Linked DNA regions of Homo sapiens: region 2 is linked to region 1. Evidence: chromatin contacts called from ENCODE Hi-C data. All regions are on one chromosome and are shown on one strand. Each heading gives the region's core, a stretch centred on a gene start or an enhancer-like site at or near the end of the contact. The rest is flanking DNA. Distances are from core to core; before and after follow the strand shown. Region 1 overlaps UNC5C (unc-5 netrin receptor C). Region 2 overlaps UNC5C (unc-5 netrin receptor C).

The links. Hi-C counts contacts between places; a loop is a spot of excess contacts on that map.
Region 2: a map of K562 shows a loop between it and region 1 (1.8-fold over the local background). The contact joins two enhancer-like sites. A Hi-C loop is called at or near these places in 2 of 168 maps with a recorded cell type or tissue (K562 and prostate gland).

Annotation. Positions count from the first base shown.
Region 1 is chr4:95,253,771-95,259,247 of GRCh38, forward strand. The region is part of intron 4 of UNC5C (unc-5 netrin receptor C); the gene reads right to left. Among named protein-coding and RNA genes, the nearest start is that of UNC5C, 290 kb to the right of the region's middle. RefSeq lists a silencer at 1,648-1,942. Within about 2 kb of position 2,210, at least 3 of the 41 ENCODE cell types and tissues checked have a DNase peak (open chromatin) inside an H3K27ac peak, as active enhancers do.
Region 2 is chr4:95,213,388-95,218,864 of GRCh38, forward strand. It overlaps UNC5C (unc-5 netrin receptor C), which reads right to left. Exons shown (of 16, transcript NM_003728.4): 10 at 2,737-2,824. Among named protein-coding and RNA genes, the nearest start is that of UNC5C, 330 kb to the right of the region's middle. Within about 2 kb of position 3,029, at least 2 of the 41 ENCODE cell types and tissues checked have a DNase peak (open chromatin) inside an H3K27ac peak, as active enhancers do.

The DNA.
Region 1 (5,477 bases), core at 960-3,459:
CTTTGAGACAATCATCTCCATGAAAGGCTCAGTGAGGACTGCAGGCCGCCCCTCACCTCCTGTGCTGTAATACCAGGGGCTACACATCACCAACTCCAGAAGTCCTGACACTCTTCCATACCGCCTGGAAGACAGCATGAAAATCTTCTAACATTTTGGTCTCTTTTTAGATTGTTTCCTTTACGTTTTTCTCATACTAAAGTCTAGGTCTTTCTGATGCCATTGTTTCTTCTGAAGTCCTCTGAAGGGGTGGATGTTGATTTCCCAAATCCAATGTGCCACTGGGTCTGGGGATGGGTAAGTGCTGTGCTTGCTCAGCATTGTGTCTTTCAGACTGTTCTCTCTAAACATCTTTGCCTTGAATCTCATGTCACCAGATTATATCACCCAATTTTGACTCTTTTTTTGTTTGTAGTTATTTACAGACCTCTGGGCTTATAGTCACTTTATCTAAAGCATAATTTCTGAAGAGTTTAATAACCACAAAGGTGACGCTTCCAACGTCTTGGCCCTTCAGTTCCATGACCCTCCATCCTGCAATGACCTTATCCTCTAAGGTCACACATTCTAGGCCAAAGGTTTTCAACTCCGCTTCACAATAGAATAATGTGGAAAACATTTGTAATATATTAATTCTAAATTCAACCCAGAGAAGCTAAATCCAACCCACAAAAACTCCAATTCACTGGTCTAGCATCAGTGTGTTTTAAGCTCCCCAAGGGTTGTAATTTACTGTTAGGGTTGAGAAATACCAGTCTAGATCATTGCCCTTAAAAATGCAATCCCTGGATCAATAGCATCAGTGTCACTGGGAGCTTGATAGACATATAGAATCTAAGGCTCTGCCCACCTATTACCAAATCAAAATATGCATCCTAGTAAGAACTTCAGGGGGTTATATCCACACTAAAGTTTGAGAAGCATGATTTAGCTCTTGTCCTTATCATCAATTACAACTCCTCCATAAACTTAGTTCCAATTATCCTTTCCTTTACCCTTTTCTGTCTTTCCTATTCACTCTAAGATACTGAATTCAATAATCCTTCACCAGCACCTACAATCTATTGAATTTACCAATTTGTTTCTCAGACTTTCAAGTATAAATTCCAATGTCTAGCTTTATATATGATTCTTGCATTATACTGTCAATGCTCTCATCCCTTTGTCACTTCAAGATATTCACTTGGCCACTATTTGCCTACAACACCACTGTGTGTTGTTTTTTGTTTTTTTTTTTTAAGACAAAGTCTCACCGTGTGCAGTGGTACAATCTCAGCTCACTGCAGCCAGCCTCCACCTCCTGAGTTCAAGCGATTCCTGTGCCTTAGCCTCATGAGTAGCTGGGATTACAGGTGCCCACCACCATGCCAGGCTAATTTTTGTATTTTTAGTAGAAATAGGGTTTCACCATGTTGGCCAGGCTAGTTTCGAACTCCTGACCTCAAGTGATCTGCCTGCCTTGGCCTCTCAAAGTGCTGGGATTACAGGTGTGAGCCACCATGCCCGGCACCCCGCTCTGTGTTCTTGAGGTGGAACATGGGTGTAAATAGCCATGGAGAGTGGGCTCATCTTAAAATTCATAACAGATCACAAGTGGGCCTTTATTTCTGCCAAGAAAGCACATTATGTTTTCATTGTTCACTTTCTCCTTCTCCTAGATAACTATTTCACACTCCTCTCCACTACCTCCCCTTCTAGCCTCACTTTCAGCTGATGACCAAGATTTCTATGTCACTGAGAAAACTGACAATCACAAGACATCTTCCAGGGCTCTCCCACTATCTGTGTCCTCACCCCCATCTGCACCCTGTCTCTTATCACTGGGGGAGCTCTCTGTGTTCCTATCTGTCACCTCGGATTTGTACTCCGTATCTTAGTCTCGCTCTTCTATTCAAGGGCAAGTCCCAGCAATTCTCTTCTTTCTCTCCTAAATTATTCAATTTCCCTTGATACTGAATCATTTCCACCAGCCTGCAGATGTGCTGTTAGCTTTCAAAACTTAGAACAAAAACCCTTCTCACCCGTTTCTGCCTCTACTCACCCCCCGCCCACCACCTATATTTCTCTGCTTGCCCTGCCTTACAAAACTCCTTGGAATAGTTGTTTACATTTGCTGTCTTCAATTCCCCACTGAGCCCGCTCTAATCTGTGTTCACTTCCACTGCTTCACCATAGCTGCTCCTTTCTCTTTGCTAAATGTGCTGCTGAGGTCTTAGTGCTCATCTTACTTGACTCACAGCAGCACGTGATCCGGTTACTCCCTTCCTCCTCCTGACTTGCTTTCTCTGGACAGCACACTTTCCTGGGTTTTGTCCTACATTGCTTCATGCCTCACAGCTTCCTTAGGCTAACATTTGTGTCCCTGTGGCTCGGTCCTTGGAATTCTGCTGCTTTCTATTTTCTATCCATATTCACTTCCTTGGTGAGCTCATCCAGTCTCACACAGATGACTCCTAAATTTATCTCCAGCCCAGACCCCACCGCTGATCTCCAGACTCGTATATCCAACTGTCTTCATGCAACTCCACTTGGTTGTCTGATAATGACCTCCTGAACCGCCTTTCCAAACCTGCTCCTCTCACAGTCTTATGCACCTCACTTAATGCCAACTGTAGCCTTCCAATTACTTAGACAAAAGCCTGACTTAGTGTTGACCACTTTTTTCCTCTTTCTTAGCCCATTCAATGTTAGAGCAGCACACATTAGGAATTGGACCACTTCTCATTCCCTCACTCCCACCTCTTCCTGGTCCAAGTCACTATCGTTTCCTTCCTGAATTATTGCAAACACTGTTTGTCTTATCTTCTGCTTTTCCTCTGAAAACTCAACTGTCTATTTTCAAGACTGTAGTTAGAGTGATCCATAAACTGTAAGTCAGAGCATACTATATGTATGAGTCAGAGTTGTCTAGAGGGACAGAACTAAATAAATATATATATATATATATATATGAGTTTATTAAGTATTAACTCACATGATTACAAAGTCCCACGATAGGCCTTCTGCAAGCTAAGGAGCAAGGAGAGCCAATCCAAGTCCCAAAACTAAAGAGTTTGGAGTCTGATGTTTGAGGTCAGGAAGGGTCCAGCATGGGACGCTTGCTAAATGTGCTGCTGAGGGAGAAAGATGTAGGCTGGGAGGCTAGGCCAGTCTAGACTTTTTATGTTTCTGTGCCTGCTTTATCCTGGCTGTGCTGGCAGCTGATTAGATAGATGGTGCTCACCCAGATTAAGAGTGAGTCTGCCTTTCCCAGCCCACTGACTCAAATGTTAATTTCCTTTGGCAACACCCTCACAGACACACCCAGGATCAATACTTTGTATCTTTCAATCCAATCAAGTTGACACTCACTATCAACCATCACACTATACCTCATCTCAAACCCTCCTAATGGCTCCTTCTCTTACTCAGTGTCAGCGCTGAAGTCCTTACAACCAGCCTGGACAACATAGTGAGACCACACCTCTATAAGAAACATGCAAAAATTAGTAGAGCATGGGGCATGTGCTTGTATTTGCAGCTACTTGGGAGGCTAAGGCAGGAGGATGGCTTTAGCCTGGGAGGTCAAGGATATAGAGAGCTATGAGTGCACCACTGCACTCCAGCCTGGGTGACACAGCAAGACACTGTCTCCAAAAAACAGAAAAGAAAAGAAAAAAGTGGCATAGGGATAGGAGACAGGGAGAAAAAAAAAATGGATTCAGACAATAATTGGAAGGGACAGAGGACAGGACATATGAGTTGACGGTATGTGGAAAGGGGGGTGCAAGGGGCACTCATCTTCCATTTCTGGCTTAAGGACCCATTTACGGAGCAGGGATACAGGAGGCAGAAAGTAATTGAGGGTAGAAAGGATAATGATTCAGATTTGGCTGATCTCACAAGGAATCCAGCTAGCACAGCATGATTTTGACAACAGGTAAGTTGCTAAAAATTCCCATTATTTCCATGAACAAAGTGAGTTTTTCTCTTAAAGTTTTGAAATAATTTTTAAAAATAACCCTGAGGACTTCTGCTTCTTTTGGATCAGCTTTATCTTAGCATTAAGAACTGAACATGGATATTGATAAAAAGGATATTTGCAGGGCCAGCATGGCTGCAACAACATTTATTACCATTGTGGCTTAGATAAAAATGATAAAGCGTTAATAAAACTTAGAAGATGAATGGAAAGGAAAACAGTGTGTGAGAATAATTCTGTTTATCATGTAAAGGATTGTCTGAATCAGCAAATCAATATAAGAGCCATAACATACAATTTAAAACATATAACCTTTTCATGCAGTATTTCCAGAACACACACTACTAAACTAACATTCTTCCATGTGAAACAATTCCACAATGAGTCTCCTTATATACACTGTATATAAAATTCCAAGAAACAATACAGAATCTTTTGTTGTGTTAGAAATTTATTGCATTGAATAGTATGTAGTTAATTATATTGTTGCAAAGCTATTTATTTGTAAGCTAATCTTGGTTAACCAGGAGTCAGTACTCTGGTCTGGCCACTGAATTCTGTTCATATTTTGGTCATTTCAATGCTTTTTGTTGATTTCAACCTGAGGCTTCTCTTTTCTCTACTCCTTCCATTGAACAAACTGATTTATACAAGAAAGTAGTCTTTCTGAGTTAGAAATTATTTTTAGTTACATAAAAATATTCCAAGAGAAAGAAAAACAGGTTGGAGTTCAGAAAACAATAAAAGACTTCAACCATAAACCATGACTTGTTGTCATGGTTGCAATGATGCAAAATAATGTTCAAACAATTTCTGTCCTTGTGGTTCAGTAACTATAGTCCTTTCAATGATTTGGGGCATATTTGAACTAATTTACTCAAGTGTTTATAAAGGCATGGGATTTTATTAACAGGTACTAAAAACAGTTACACGGCAATATTAGAATGACCTGTTTGCCTATTCTGCTGTTGTTTGGTGTTATTAGTCCCACTATGTGTAATCGACCATCTTATTCTTTTTTTTTTTTTTTTTTTTTTTTTTGAGACGGAGTCTCGCTCTGTCGCCCAGGCCGGACTGCGGACTGCAGTGGCGCAATCTCGGCTCACTGCAAGCTCCGCTTCCCGGGTTCACGCCATTCTCCTGCCTCAGCCTCCCGAGTAGCTGGGACTACAGGCGCCCGCCACTGCGCCCGGCTAATTTTTTGTATTTTTAGTAGAGACGGGGTTTCACCTTGTTAGCCAGGATGGTCTCGATCTCCTGACCTCATGATCCACCCGCCTCGGCCTCCCAAAGTGCTGGGATTACAGGCGTGAGCCACCGCGCCCGGCCTCGACCATCTTATTCTAAGGAGCAGTTCCTAAAGTACCAGCTAAGAGGGCTGCTTTCAACTGCTTGGGCCCAAAACTGAACTCTGCGATTTTGGAGCTAATGTTTATGTCTCCCGTGGGCAAGTGTCTTATCTTCTGTATGCCTTAGAGTCCTCATTTACAAAATGAGGATAATTTTAGAACCCATT
Region 2 (5,477 bases), core at 1,779-4,278, 40 kb before region 1:
TCGCCGCCTTTCCAGAGATCTGTAAAGCAGGAGAGGTAGAAATCCTGAGCACAGCCTTGCAGCTCTGCACCCTCTTTGGTCAGAGACCGCTTGTCCCATCTCTGTGGCTCATTCAGGCTGTTCAGCTGCCAGCCTGCACTTTCGCTTAGAGCATATTCAGCAATGATAAGACCCCTCTTGTCACATTCACTATGCCACATGTAATTAAGTTCACGCCTCCCTTCAGACAATTCACATCCGCAGATGACCAGCTGGATACCATCCAGCTGGAAACATACCCAGTTTGGGATGCAATAAAAGTAATCAGAGAGAAGGAAAATGGAGAAAAATGCTCAGAATTTTCCTACGAATGCATAGTAACATCACAGCTCCTGATGTCCTCACAGAGTCTTCTTCCAAAGAAGTTCTGTCTTGTATCATGTGTGGATAGAAAGGATCTTTAGTGAGCAATAGAAAGTGTATCCAAAAATGCACCGTAATACATAGGCAGAGGTTTGGTTTGTGCATTGGTGCAATGGAGGAGGATGGCACATTAGGAAGCAGAAAGTGCTTTGTGATCAGAAAAGCCTGAGTCTGAATTCTGCCTTGCTAAGGTACTAACTGAAACCTTGGCTTTGGAACCCAATTCCCCTGTGCCTCAGTTTCTTCATCTTTAAAGTGGAGCTCATCACAGCTTGCAGAACGTAGTGAGAAGTAAATGAAATTAAGAGTTTGCTGGATGAAGGGCAGGGATGCTTTGTTTTATGACTATATCCTAAAGCACATTCTTGCCATTGTGTTTTACAATAAAAATGCATCTGGTTCATAACAGAAAACTAGTGAAGAGAAGACTTCTCATTTATCTGAAACTGTTATCCTCCTGTGTTTGTTTCTTGGTTCATGGTCTGTAGTGCATATTTTCTTTTGAGATCTTGAGGTTTTCCTAGCTTCATTTTTATAAACAGAACTTCTTTTATGCACACCAAATTCAACAGAGTAATTCCCTCTGCACCTAACTTCAGATGGTAGGCATAGCAAGGAGTGATTTATAGTTTCCGTTTCATTATAGTCAAAGGCAGAGAACCCTAACAGCAGAAAAGTGTCTAGCTTTATCAATTTTCTGTTTTCTCTTTCTTTCATCTAAAATGTACAATTATCCTGGTTCGGCTGCCAAGGAAAGTATGGGGAGAGCAGGCACGTGAGTGCACACCTCTTTCAGCTTCAGCCCGTGCCTGCAGCAGCCCCTTAAGGCTTGATCTTCAGCTGCAGATAATGATAATCTGATGGAAAATAGGAGAGCTCAGGCATCTTACTGTTTCTCACCATAAAGCACAAGCCAATACTTATTTCTATTTAAACAAAATGTCCACGCTGACAAAGGCCTTGATGGATAGATGTACTTAATGCTAACCTTGACTCTGGAAGAGAGAAAGAAAAATAAAATAAAATAAAGAGATCTTGGAGTTTGCTGATCTTCTTTTCTCCTGATGCAAAAGAAGGGAGCTTTGAGGGCCTGTGAATGTTGCTTTGCATTGGGAATGAAAAAAATGAATATTTGATGTGGGTAAATACAAGCCTTTTAGTGATTTTTCTGTTGCTCAAATTTAAGGCATGAATAATGCTCAAGAATTGTATTATTTTCTTAGACAGGCTAGTATTTATGTAGGTGGAAGTACACCACCCGAGGAAAAAAATGTTCTGGGTCACACCAATTATAAATGCCAGTATCTCCACCTGAGAGCATAATACAAAAGCTTTATGGCTAGTGAAGAACAAGGCTAAAAATGGACGTTTTTCTGAGGATGAGAGCTGGGAAAAGAAAAGGTATAATGTGTTATAATGATAACCTAGTTCTGCATTGTCACTCATGCTTTATATTCAGAGCTCAGGGCTGAGGAGCCGATGCTCTTCCCCTTGGGAAAAACAATGATAATTACATGATGAGGATCTCCATTTTAACAACATCTTTCATTTTAAGATCTTGGTGTACTTCAGAAGCATTAATCAGGCTTCTAAAGCACTATTTAACACACGCATTTTACATGGAAACTAATCAAGAAATACCCAATACGATTTGTTAGAGGCCAAACTGAAAATTGAATTTAGGACTTCTCAATGCCTCTTGTTATTTTTACTTAAAATAACTTCTTCTTTATGATTATGAAACATTCTAAACAAAACCTTTTAATTCAATCTAGTTTTAATCAATCCTAGACCCATTCTGAACAGCCTAATGTGGAATTTATAAGTGTTAAACATAAGAAGGAAATTAGTAATACTTAAGCTAGAAGACAGTCACAAAAGGAAGAATCGTGGGTCAGAATTAAGGGCTAGGCTGAGTGGGAGCGGTAGGGATTGGAGGAGTTGTCCAATCCTTTGTGACCTTTGACTCTGTAATGGGAACAGGCTGGATTCCTGAGCCAGATGCCATGAAGTCGACGTCTCTGTGTCTACCCACTTGTCTCTCTGGACAATCTAGGGATCACATTTCTGGACATTTTTCCAGGAAATATGGCAACGTGTCCACTTGGGAAAAGATCTCTAGCCTTCTACCCATATTCAAGATCTGCAAAAGCGTCTGGAGCCTCAAAGACAAAGAGAAGTAAAACCTGACCTTTTGTAGGTCAAGGGAAAAAGAATGTATGCCAGAAGCAAGGCACTTGAGACAAAAATATGTTGGGTTTATTGTGTCTATTGTACAATTCTCCTCCAAGTTAGACATTGGTAAAGTCAGTGCACCAGAAAAAGCATATTTACCTCATAGTTTCTTTCCTGTGTACAGTCACATACATTTCGTAGACTCTCCCTTGGGGAATGGCCCCAGCGGGAATCAGCAAGCTGACTCCTGAATAGCAAAAGAGAAAAGCAGTCATTTAAGACTTTTGCAGCACGTAAAAGGGAATGAGGAGATTTTGTGACCGCGCAGCCATAAGCCTGCTTCATTTTCTCTAAAGACATGTAAATATTCCGAGTTGCTCCATTTTCCTTCCTCATTGGCCTCCTTACCACGGCTCCCTCTGAACTCTTATGCAATTACTTAAAGGAATGATGTAACTTTTTAAACTCTTGTTTTATTTGAGGAACAGACAGATGGTTCCACTGTTGTTTTCCTTGCAAGACAAGGGGAAAACCAACAACTGCTCAAAATTTCAAACAGCTGTAATGATGCATCATTTCCATTTTTTTTTAAAATCCCCACAAGATTCAAAGTCAGGGAAATGCCAACTTCAACATAAAAAAAAAAACAACATGTATTTTTTAAATATCCGGTTAGCATCAATGTAATTCCACAATGGTATAAGAATTGGTGAAGACCTTTTATTATACATAACTCTAGAAAGTGAACACTAACTCCTAGTTTAGTCACAGCAGGTCAAAGCGTTTCTAGTTAGTTGCTAATCGGTGCCCTTTGGCAGAACTATTAGATTGGGCTGTGTTCTAAGCTAACTGTGTCTGCTGTGGCAGTGGCTTGCAAATTTGAGCTCAGGTCAGAACCACCTGGAAAGCTTGTTAAACCACAGATTACTGGTCCCTACCCCGAGTTTCTGATTCAGAGATATGGGGTGTGGGGTAGATTTTTTAGTTCAACCAGTTGCCAGGTGATGCCCATGGTGATGGTCTGGGGCCCACACCACTGCTCATCATCACAAAGAGTGATTCAGTGTGGACAGCACTCCAAAGATGTTTGGCTCCATCATTTGATTCCCCTAAAATCCAGCTTCCTTCAGCTCCATACAAATTTATGAAGCATCCTTGTGAGTACAGTGTTTGACACTGTTGTGAATTTCAAAAAGGAAAAGATAGTCTTCCTGTCTTTGAGTAATTCATAATTTAATTAGCGAGGAAATGGAATATGCCAAATGAGCGTGGGGCAATATGAAAACTTGCCTGACCACACTGGAAAGTCTCAAGAAAAAAGAATGGAGAGTTAAGAGGTAGTAGGCCTTCATGTAACTGGTTGAAGATGTTGAGCCACAGACCTCTTGAGAAGGAGAGTAATGTGAGAGCCCTGGTGTTGTAGGAAGTGGACTGTCAATGTACAGAATGATTTGTGGAGGACACAGCAGGAAGATCACACATGAGGCTACCAAGCCTCAGTGCTTTTATTTTTTTCATTGAAAACATAAAACATACCTTAATCTTTGTTATAGGGATGAAACAGCATTATGAATATAAAGTAATAGGTAACTATTGTTTGTCCATTAAATAAAATATCATATGTTGATCACCATTGCCTAATACATAGGAAGAATTTAAAACATGCTAGCTCACTCCCTTCCACTTAAGAGGCCTTTATAATAATGCACATATGAAAAAGTGGTAGGTAGAAATGGGAAGAAAAGGCAGAATCCAATACATTTCAGAGGGAAAAGAACTATTTTGAGAACAATTGTAATGTTTAAACAATGGAAGAACCTTAAAGTATGTTTTGATTCATTCAATAATGGACTGTTATAAAGATATTTAAAATCATGATTTTAAAGAGCATGCAATAGCATGAGGATTAATGAGAAAAGGGTGGAAAACATTATATAATACATGATCTCAGCTATGTAAACTGTGAAGAAAAAAATATTTTATTAAATGTTTTGATTTTGTTAAAATATACTTTTAAAGGTTTAGGGTAAAAGTTGCCAAGGCATTGAAATGAAAGAGTGAATGACAGGAAGAATCAAATAAAATTTCATATTCAGGCCTGAAGACTCTTTGGTCTGTATATTCCTTGAGTATACACATATTATGTTTTTTCAATGTGACAACACTTTAGGTATTTACATTTTAGGTATTACTGTATTTACAAAATACTCACAGCCTTGCCCAAAAGAATTAGATAGATTTAGAGAGGAAGCCATTAACCCTTTTATGACCCATGGTTCCAAGCTCATTACTAATATTGATTAATGAATATCGATTTTTAATCCAACAGTATCAGGCATTAACCTTCATTCACCATGAAAGACCTTTATGAGGCTTATTGTCTAGATGCAGAGAAACTACATAATAAACTGAAACCAAGTAATAGTACAAAAGCACACCTGATGAATCTGGTGATTCTGGATACAAATATCAGAGGTAGGAGTGAGTACAGTGTACACTATCAATACTGTGAGGTGAAAGACTGTGTGATCAAGTTAGGTTAATAAATGAAGATTTGATGTCTATTATGATACCTCTGATGATCAAAAAATTTGTTTTCTGTATTATTGCTTCATGTAGTAAATTGGAACTTAATCAAATGATATATTTAATAATTAATTCGTCCTTTTAAAGTATAATGACAACATTAGGACTTGTGGCTTGATGTTGCCTTCTGAAGTTCTAGTAAAAAGGAGGTCAATGATGGTTCTAAATTACACCTCAGCAGAAAGTTGTGAGTATAGAATTTCTAGAGGAAGTGTTTTCAGAATTAGTTGGAGGAAGAGAAATGGTTTTGCTGATTTGTCTGAAGTAATGTTCTGTTTACATTGAAAGTAGATTTGGGCTGGATAGGTCACATT